Regions from separate parts of the Homo sapiens genome. Here region 2 is linked to region 1. The links are chromatin loops, found by intact Hi-C in ENCODE. Cell type or tissue: sigmoid colon. All regions are shown on one strand. Each heading gives the region's core, and the rest is flanking DNA. Links, peaks and the distances in the headings are about the cores only. Region 1 overlaps LOC105373182 (a long non-coding RNA gene). Region 2 has its middle 150 kb from the start of ATP6AP2.

Region 1 (5,374 bases), core at 103-5,102:
CTCAAAAAGCTGCAATCACAGTGTCTGCCCACTGTCTTCCTTTTGGGAGCTTGGAGTCTTCTCCCAAGCTCACTGGTTGCTGGCAGAATTCAGTTTCTTGGGGTTGTAGGACTGCTAGCTGTTCGCTGGGGACCTCTCTCTACTTCTAGAGGCCACCCTCAGGTCCTTGTTCTGTGGCCTCCTCCATAGGCAGTTCACATGTGGCTGTTTACTTTCTTCCTCAAGGCCAGCAAGATAGTCTTGCTGATGCTCTACCTTTTTGACTTTAAGGACTCACCTGATTAGGTCAGGCCCACCCAGGATAATCTCCCTTTTGATTCACTCAAAGTCAACTGATTGGGGACATTAATTACATTGGCAAAATCCCTTCTGCCATGTAACATAATCATGGGAGTGATATCCCATGATGTTCTCAAATCCCACTCACAATCAAGAAGAGGGGATGATTCAGGCTGTGTACATCAGGGGATGGGAATCCTTGGGGCCTTCTTAGAACTCCACCTACCATGACAGCTACATTCTCAAGGTTTTCAGGGGAAATCATAAACTATTGAAATTATTTTCTTTGCTTCCCTACTTGGTCTGCTTGAAGGCAGATGACCCAAACTGGCCTCCCTGCCAGCTGCCACTGAATCATTTCACCCAAAAAAAGTGCAAAAGTGCAAGACTCACTGTTCCCAGATTATCTGCAGGGTTTTTTCTCTCTCTCTTTCGTAGATCCTATTTTTGCCTGGGTTCCTTGAGAGCAGTCTATCGACTGTTCTCCCTCATATGAGTAAATAACTGTGTATTCAGTGAACTAGAGGCTTTTTTTTTTTTTGAGATGGAGTCTCACTCTTGTCACCCAGGCTGGAGTGCAATGGCACAATCACGGCTCACTGCAGCCTCCACCTCCTGGATTCAAGCGATTCTTGTGCCTCAGGCGCCCACTGCAACACCTGGATAATTTTTATATTTTTAGTAGAGACGGGATTTCACCATGTTGGCCAGGCTGGTCTCGAACTCCTGACCTCAGGCGATCTGCCCGCCTCAGCCTCCCAAAGTGCTGGGATTACAGGCGTGAGCCACCGTGCCCGGCCTCAGTGAACTAGAGGCTTCTGAAACAGTCTTGGATGGCTTATTTCTGGAGATTCCACTGAGATATTGTCCACCTTAGTCCTACACTCAGAGCCAATGGAAACACATTGCCAGAAAGGGCACCTTGTGAGTACTGGGAACCATTGAGGGCCTGGCTCCCCTTCCCCTAGCTCCTTTGTCCAGTAACTAGGCCAAGTTCTTTTTATATACCATTTCCACTGAACTCTTACAACTATTATACTAGGAAAATATTTGTATAACCCCTTCCAAAGAAGGGCAGGTTAAGATTCAGAGAAGCAAAGTCACTATCCCAACTCACTAACAAAAGGCTGAGCTTCTTCTTTCTCCTACAATCTGCTTCCCCCTTAGAGGCCACACCCCTATGACCTTTAGTCCAAGGAGGACTTGCCCTTGACTTACCCTTGTTATAGGTCTACCTGAAAGGTAGAATGAGCAGAGGTCACCAAAAACCCCTCAGCTTTGACACTTCCTTTACCCCTCCATGAAACTACATAGGGTGTCTACAAACCCCAGTGCTGAACAGAGGTTCCCAAACAGCCTGCCCTGCCCTAAGCCATGGGTCAGCGAAAGGCCAGGCAAGGTTAGCCCTTCCTAAAGGCTCATATGGGAAAAGTTATCTGTGCATCGAAGCCCCTGAAATGAGCAAGGTGTTGGGGGCAGTAGCCACCAGTGTAGGTGTGAGCTGAGCAATGCCTGCTTCCTTCCCAAGGGTCTCTGGAGGCAGCAGCTGCTCCTCCTACAACCTGGGGTTTGCTTGCCTACTTGCTGAACCCGCAGTGCTGGCCTGGTTATCTATTAATACTCCCTGATTTGCATCCCCATGTGCTACCTGGCCACCCTTCAAAAGTAGGGCTCCAAGATTTAGCATATAAATATACAGGGTGCCAGTTCAATTTGAATTTCAGATAAACAATGAGTAATTTTTTAGTACAAGTATACCCCCAAATACTGCACAGGATATACTTATACTGATGTTAAGTACATCAGTATGTGAAAATATTATTTGTTGTTTCACTGAAGTTCCAGCTGAACTGAGCATCCTGCATTTTATCTGGCAACTCTATCCAGAAGTTTTAGCCAGCAGGCAGAAAACTTGAGAAGAAAAATGCCCTTTGGATGAAAGATCCATCTGTAAAATCCTTTTAAATAGTCTGCACACAGGTAGCACACACTTTTCCACCACAAATACACACTCTGTGTCTGTCTCTCTCTGTCCCACACACATGCGTGTACACACACACACACACACACACACACACACTGCTATAGTTATCTATTGCTGCCTACTGTGTGCTTACTCTGTGACTTGTGTGCTGAAGCAACATGTCTCCTTTGTGGGCACCCCCTCCACTTGCTGCACCTGGATATCCTCATCTGTGAAGTGAAGGGATAGGGTTAGATGATGGGTGACGTCTCTTGAGTCTTCATGCGTGCGTGTGTGTCTGTGTGCGTGCGCGCGCACAGACACACACACATACACGGAGTTCTGCTCCCCACTTGGGTTAGAGTGAACCTTGAGTCTCTTCACTAAACCCCCCTTGCCCTAGGCCCAATCCCAACCCCAATCCTGCATCTGGCCCTCACAGCATTCACTGTGCACCCACTGATCTACCTGCCATCCTAGTGGGTCCTGGGAGTGTCACTGAATAGGACAATTAGTGGGGCAGGATGTGTAACAGATTGGGCTCACTGGTGATTTACAAGTGGTTTTAGAATAAAGTACCCAGATCACCCTTCAACACATGTCCCTTTCTCCAGGCAAGAGCCTGGGGTGCCCACCCCTATTAGTAAGTAGACAGTAGCCTTTGAGGAGTGGAATTCATTTGCAAGGCTGCTAGGAAATGAATTGTACCTCCCACAAAAAGTCATATGTTGAAGCCCTAACCCTCAGTGTCACTGTATTTGAAGACAGGACCTATAAGGAAGTAATTAAGGTTAGAAAGGGTTGCAAAGGTGGACTCCTATTTAAAGGGATTCGTGACATTGTAAGAAGAGACACCAGAGAGCTTGCTGTCTCTCTCTCCCCATCATGTGATGATACAACAAGAAGGTATTCATCTACAAGCCAGGAAGACAGCCCTCATCAAAACCTGACCTGCTGGCACCTTGATCTTGAACTTCCAGCTTCAGAACTGTGAGAAATGAATTTTCTGTTGTTTAAGCCACCCAGCCTGTGGTATTTTCTTATGGCTGTCCTAGTAGACTAAGACAGAGGGTATCTGGGCCCCCTGGATGTCCAAAGAGAATGCCCTTCCATGCCTTCAAAAGCAGGAGGAAAGTCACCGTGCAACCAGGGTGCAGGGAACAGCAGAGCCTCCTGCTGAGATCTGGGCCTAGCAGGTTGGGCAGAACACAAGGCTCCAACTGTCTCCAGGCTCTGGAGTCTGAGGGCCAAGCTGGCAGGTGACATAGCAAAACAGATGGCTCAAACAGGATGACCAGCTTCTCAGTTTGACCAGGGAAGCTCCAGTTCTAAGGCCCCAAGAAACTGTGATTTGAGGCAAGGTCTTGGGTCTCATCCTGGTACACTAGGTACGAGGCTTCTCTCCCACCCTAGGGCATGGACCCTGGAGCCATCCTAGACTCTGGCAGGAAGCCAGCAGTATTAGTTAGGGTTCTTCACAGAGACAGAACCAATAGGATGTGTCTAGATAGAGAAAGAGATTCATGCCTGGGTGCGGTGGCTCACACCTATAATCCCAGCACTTTGGGAGGCCAAGGTGGGTGGATCATTTGAGGTCAGGAGTTCAAGACCAGCCTGCCCAACATGGTGAAACCCCGTCTCTACTAAAAATACAAAAATTATCCAGGCGTAGTGCCAGGCGCCTGTAATCCCAGCTACTCATGAGGCTGAGGCACGAGAATTGCTTGAACCTTGGAGGAGAAGGTTGCAGTGAGCCAAGATTGCACGGCTGCACTCCAGCCTGGGTGACAGACTGAGACTCTGTCTCAAAAAAAATAAAATAAAATAAAATAAAATAAAAAGGGAGAGAAAGATATTTATGATAAGGAATTGGCTTATGGGATTATGAAAGCTGGCAAGTCCAAAATCTGCAGGGTGGGCTAGCAGGTGGAGACCCAGGAAGAGCCAATGCTGCAGTTCCAATCTCATGACATTTGCTGCAGGGCCAGGAAGAGCTAATGTTTCAGATGAAGCCCAAAGGTAGTCTGGTGGAGAATTCTCTCTTGCTTGGGAGAGGCCAGGTTTTTTGTTCAATTCAGGTCTTCAACTGATTGGATGAGGCCCACCCACATGAGGGAGAGCCATCTGCTTTACTTAAAGTGGATCAATTTAAATGTTAATCCCATCCTAAAACACCCCCACAGAAACACCAAGAATAATGTTTGTTCAAATATCTTGGTGCCCCATGGCCCAGCCAAGTTGACACATGCAATTGACCATCACAGAGGCCCTGTCCCTCTAGCTCCTAGATACACAGGCTCCCCCCACGTCTCCTTCAAGGACCCAGCTTTCCTAGCCCAGAGCACTTGGGGGGGCCTCCCTCTCCTGTCTGCCTCTCCTTGGTGCTTCACTCCCGCACTGGCTTATTTGGAAACTTCTCTCCAGGAACTGAGAGAATGTCTTTAATCACCTTAAGTTTGGGGAAACAAACTCTTAGTCATGATCCTCAAAGTCCATGAAGTAGTGAAGGGAAGGAAGGGGAAGGGGGAAAACTCTTAGAAGGAAATACGCACACATACACACACAAACACACACACACATATACATCTACATACCTATATACACGCACATACACACATGTACAAATACACATGTGTACACACACATGCACATACACATATACCCATACACACCTATACACATGCACATACACACATGTATAAATACACATGCATACACACACACATGCACACATGCACACACACATACCCATACACACCTCTACACATGTAAAAATACACGTGTACACACACATACACACACCACACATGCACATACACACATATAAATATACACACGTACACACACACATATGCACACATACAAACATATACACACACAAACATGAATACACATACACAGATATACATATATATACACATGCACATCGACACATACACAGATACGCACATGCACACAAATATACATATGCACATATACACATATGCATATACACATGCACACATATACACACCTACACACAAATATGCAGGCATACATACAAATATACACCTACACAAATGTACACACGTACACATCCATACCTAAACACATACATACACATTTCAAAATCCACCAAATGTCACCCACCTA
Region 2 (5,374 bases), core at 295-5,294, 59 kb before region 1:
ACATTAAAAGCAACCAGCCAATCTCATATTCATTAATTTGAAAAAAATTGCTCACAAATATTATATTCACAGTCACCCAGCTCCTTGCTTCTTATAGGTTGATTAGGAACATCCAGTGGTGATATTTTGTGTAACTTTATTGCCAGATCACACCGTAGATTATCAGTGCTCTTGTTACTACTAGAAATAGAGTCATTAATGTTTTTAAATCTAATCAGATTAGACAGCCAATTCCAGAAACCCTAGAACCAATTCAGAAACCTCATCCTTAAAATTCTGTTCCTCTAGAACCACTCTTTGTTCCAAAATGTGTATTAGCCAGGATTCTCCAGAGACACAGAACCAATGGAAGTAGAAGATGATAGGATAGATAGATAGATAGATAGATAGACAGACAGACAGACAGACAGACACAGATAGATAGATAGATAGATAGATAGACATAAATAGATATAAGGAATTGGCTCACATGATTATGGAGGCTGAGAAGTCCCATATTTTGCCATCTGCAAGCTAGAGACCCAGGGGAGCCAGTGGTATAGTTCCAGTCCAAGTCTGAAAGCCAGAGAACTGGGAGATGTAAGTCCAGTCCAAGGACAGGAGAAGACTGATGTTCCAGTTCAAACAGTCAGGCAGGCAAAGTACCCCCTTACTCAGCCTTTTTGTTCTATTCAGGTCTTCAACCAATTGTACAAGGCCCACCCACATTAGGGAGGGCTATCTACTTTGCTATCTCTACCAATTCAAATGTCCTTCTCATGCAGAAACACCCACAGAGACATACCCAGATAATGTTTGACCAAATGTCTGGGTACCCTGTGGCCCAGTCAAATTGACATAAAATTAACCATGATAGGATGCTAACAGTATTGCCAAAGGATTGTCTTGGGGAATAAATGAAGTATATAAAGCACCTTGAATAATGGCTGGCATATACTAGGCACTTAATAAACATGGGGGAGGAGACATTGATGATGCTGACAATGACCGTGATGAAGGTGGTAAAGGATGTCAGGCCCAGGGGTTCAAACTTCAAAGGGGCAACTTAGAAAGGGGCTTAGAAAGGTTACTGTTCAATGGATGATATCAAGAGTCCATTACAGGCGGGGCACAGTGGCTCACACCTGTAATCCCAGCACTTTGGGAGGCCGAGGCTAGTGGATCACTTGAGTCCAGGAGTTCAAGACCAGCCTGGGCAACATGGTGAAACCCCATTTCTACTAAAAATACAAAAATTAGCTGGATGTGGTGGCGTGCACCTGTAGTCCCACCTACTCAGGAGGCTGAGGCAGGAGGATCGCTTGAGCCCGGGAGGTGGAAGTTGCAGTGAGCCAAGATCGCACCATTGCACTCCAGCCTGGGAGACAGAGTGAGACCCCGTTTAGAAAAAAAAAAAAAGGGGTCCATTACAGAAGCTAGAAACCATCTTTTGGGGAAAAATAGATAGGTAAAACAACCACTCCTCTTCACAGCAGCCAAAAAACTGTCATGGTCTCTCTTTGACTCCTTCAGGAAGATTGGGCTGGGGCTACCTTACCCCTAAGGACACAACATAGCTTCTTTCATCATCCTGGTGCAGTAGATACAAAAATATATCCCAACTCCAGGATAGACAGAGCTGTATATTAGAGCAATCCCATGAAAGCATCCCATCAAAATGTCCATGAGAAATGCTTGAATGCTGATGCAGAAGGGCATCTTGTTCACGTCCCAAATGCACACACGCATTCCCGTAATGCCCGCCCACAGCTGCACCCTCAGCATCAGGCCCATTTTCCGCTGCCATCATCAGAGAAGCGAGTTCAGACATCAGAGGCAAAACGGCTCAGCCCCTCTTGCCTCCCTTCTCATTTGTTTCCCCAGAAGTTCTTAACTCAAAACAGCTAAGCAGACTAAGCCCTAAACTCCTGCACTTCTTCCCATTCCTCCGTTTCGACCCCTCATGTGAGAAAAAAAAAAAAAAAAGATCTTGGAGGATCCCCGTAAGTAAATATTTTCGCCTGAGAGGAGAAATTCTCCAATAGAAACTGGCAGCAACCAGTGAAGCTGGAGAGGCCTGCAAATGTTTTCCTCTCTCTCGCACACAACCCCCATCTGGTGCTGTGTACGTGATGTGTAAAGTGTGCACACAACACGCACATGCACATGCACGCACGTGTTGGATGGGCCCCTATTCCCCATCACTCACTCTCGCCAGGCCTGCAGAGCTCACTATAAATCACCTCAGCCAAGAGAGAGGCCGGGAATATGCTGAATCATCTAATTGGCCAAGAAAGACAGTGATAGAACGGTTCCCTTCCCCCTCAGACGCAGAGCAGAAGCCGCCAGCTGCCCGAGGACGCTGAACTGGCTTCTGTTTTCATGTTAATCAGGATCTCCATGCTCCAGCCAAGGACAGGACTGAGACCTGGAGGCCAGCCCGCAATCCTGGTGGCGCATAGCCCCCCACCCACTTCCTTGGACAGGGCCTCTTGCGTCTCAACCCCTGCACCCTGCGAGGCAGTGACTCAGGGGACCTCTCTATAAAATGAAACCTTGCCCCCGTGTAGCACGTTGAGAGCCTGCAATGGGGGCCACTTTCCGTATCAACCTGCAATTAAGTGGAATTACAGGATCCCTACCTTGTTATGTATTTGTCCCAATTTTGCTCTACAGCAGCCTTTGTCCTACCCGAAAGTCACATTTCTGAAGTTTAGACAGGAGCTAAAGAACCATTTCGAGGCTTGTGCTCTGTACACAGTGGCTTCTCTCCTGAGCTCTCGGTTTTCGTTTTCCTTGGCAGGGTGTGGTCCCTGACAGCAACCAGCAAACCTAAGCAGGAAAGCTGGCCAAAAATCCTATGGAGGGCCGGGTGCAGTTGTTCACCCCTGTAACCCCAGCACTTTGGGAGGCCAAGGCAGACTGATCACCTGAGGTCAGGAGTTTGAGATCAGCCTGGCCAACATGGGGAAACCCTGTCTCTGCTAAAAATACAAAAATTAGCCGGGTGTGGTGGCAGGCGCCTGTAGTCCTAGCTACTCAGGAGGTTGAGGCAGGAGGATCGCTTGAACTCAGGAGGCGGAGGTTGCAGTGAGCCAAGATTATGCCACTGCCCTCCAGCCTGGGCAACAGAGTGAGCCTCTGTCAAAAAAAAAAAAAAAGAATCCTATGGAGAAGGCTGCCTGTTTGCGCCTCCAACACTCACCCCCCTGTTGTGGGCAGCTTGGATGGGAAGAAGCCACCATCTAGAGGCTCGTCCCAACTTCCTTCACCCCACCTGCTGCTACAGAAGAACGACCACAACCTTCAGGACAGCCTGTTTACTGGAGGGGTAGGGGTGGAGTGGGGTTAGGGGCTTCAAGTCATCTGGGTACAAGGCTGGGGTTCATGGGTGGAGAGGAAGGTCTTGGCAGGGTTTCTGTGAGCAGGGTAAATTCAAGCCATTAAAGAAAATTAAGTACTTAGCACAGTGCTTGGCCCGTGGTCATGTTAATGAAGATTCGTTGAAAGGACAGAAGGGTGGGCCAGAGGGAAACCGAGATCCCGAACACCAGTAGCACCTGCGAGAAGCTTCTCTGGTCAGGATCAGGAAAAGCCTTCGTTGACCAGTGGCCTCACAGTTTTGGCCTCATTCCATGCCCCCCATCCCCAGCAGGGGAGGTCTGCTGGAGAGAAATGATATCTTGTGGCGAAAAACTTGCTCCTCTATCCAACTCACCCCCCTCCGCCCATTTTGTAGGAAAACAGAAAACAACCTAGGGAGAAGTGTCTGGCCCAAGAAGCATGGAGTGACTGCTGAGCTGAGGGACAGCTTTCTGCTTTCCCCTCAGGCCATCAGTTCTCCCACAGTTATCCATCCTCCAGAAGTGCTCAAGTGGGGACCAGGAATCTCTCCTCTGACTCACTAAAGCCACCACAAAACTAGGAAGGTGGGTCTGGTGTTTTGCCCCTGGAGCTGATGTTTGCCTGGACTCTGGGCTCAGTGACCTCCGGAGGACTCTGTTTTCTGGAAGCGCTGTGACCTCTGTGGACCCATGTCTGCCACAGGCCTATGTCACTTGAGCCTTTGCTATAGTTCCTGTGAGTGCCTTGGGCTTGTGTCTGCCATGGGCCTCCAGCTACTGTGGACTCTGGACCTTCCATGGCAATCCACAGAGGCCTACAGGGAGGCAGGTGGAAGGAATGACTAGGAGGGTGGTATTGCTTTCCTAAAGGCAGAAATGAGTTTTAAAAACTTTGGGAAAAGTATGAAAGCTGTACCATTATAAAATGTTTCAGCAAGAAAAGAGAAGGACACATATTTCTACACTTTTTTTTTTTTAGAGATGGAGTCTCACTGTGTTGCCCAGGCTAGAGTGCAGTAGCTATTGTCAGGCACAATTGTGGCTCACTGCAGCCTCAAACCCCTGGGCTCAAGTGATCCTTCTGCCTCAGCCTCCCAAATGGCTGGGATTACAGCCATGCAACATGGCGTCTGGTGGGACTCATTTTATCTCTTGGGAAGTTGGTTCTTTGAGGACCTTTTAAAGGAATAAGGTTAACTGGTTGTTATGGACTGAGTTTTGTCTTCCAAACATTCATCTGCTAAAGCCCTAACCCCTAGTACATTGGAATGTAACTATATTTGGAGATAGTGCCTTTAAAGAGGTGATCAAGGAAAAATGAAGCCATGGGGCCGATGGGGGTAGTCCAAAATGGTTAGTGTCTTCATAAGAGGAGATTAGGCCAGGCACAGTGATGTTTGCTTGCAGTCCCAGCTATGCAGGAGGCTGAGGCAGAAAGATTGCTTGAACCCAGGAGTTTGACTCCAGCCAGGGTATATTAGTCCGTTTTCATGCTGCTGATAAAGACATACCTGAAACTGGGAACAAAAAGAGGTTTAATTGGACTTACAGTTCTACATGGCTAGGGAGGCCTCAGAATCATGACGGGAGGCAAAAGGCACTTCTTACATGGTGGCAGCAAGAGAAAAATGAGGAAGAAGCAAAAGCAGAAATCCCCGATAAACCCATCAGCTCTCAGACCAGCCCCCATGATTCCACTACCTCCTGCTGGGTCCCTCCCACAACATGTGGGAATTCTGGGAGATACAATTCAAGTTGAGATTTGGATGGGGACACAGCCAAACCATATAATTCCACCCCTGGCCCCTTCAAATCTCATGTCCTCCCATTTCAAAACCAATCATGCCTTCCCAACAGTCCCCCAAAGTCTAAACTCATTTCAGCAGTAACTCAAAAGTCCACAGTCCCAAGTCTCATCTGAGACAAGGCAAGTCCCTTCTGCCTACGAGCCTGCAAAATCAGAAGCAAGCTAGTTACTTCCTAGATACAATGGGGGTATAGGTATTGGGTAAATACAGCCATTCCAAATGGGAGAAATTGGCCCAAAAAAG

What was found. Hi-C counts contacts between places; a loop is a spot of excess contacts. Peaks named below come from ENCODE experiments on the same cell type or tissue, not always from the same donor. Only the 100,000 strongest peaks of a DNase experiment are listed, where the experiment ranks them.
Region 2: it touches region 1 in a loop (3-fold over the local background); 3 of 110 quality-filtered maps call a loop at or near these places.

Annotation. Positions count from the first base shown.
Region 1 is chrX:40,372,797-40,378,170 of GRCh38, reverse strand. The region is part of intron 2 of LOC105373182 (a long non-coding RNA gene); the gene reads right to left. Among named protein-coding and RNA genes, the nearest start is that of LINC03099, 110 kb to the right of the region's middle. In sigmoid colon, for the core only: no CTCF peak of the experiment used is centred there; no DNase peak of the experiment used is centred there.
Region 2 is chrX:40,432,028-40,437,401 of GRCh38, reverse strand. No RefSeq gene overlaps it. Among named protein-coding and RNA genes, the nearest start is that of ATP6AP2, 150 kb to the left of the region's middle. In sigmoid colon, for the core only: no CTCF peak of the experiment used is centred there; no DNase peak of the experiment used is centred there; H3K4me3 peaks cover 591 bases; H3K27ac peaks cover 192 bases.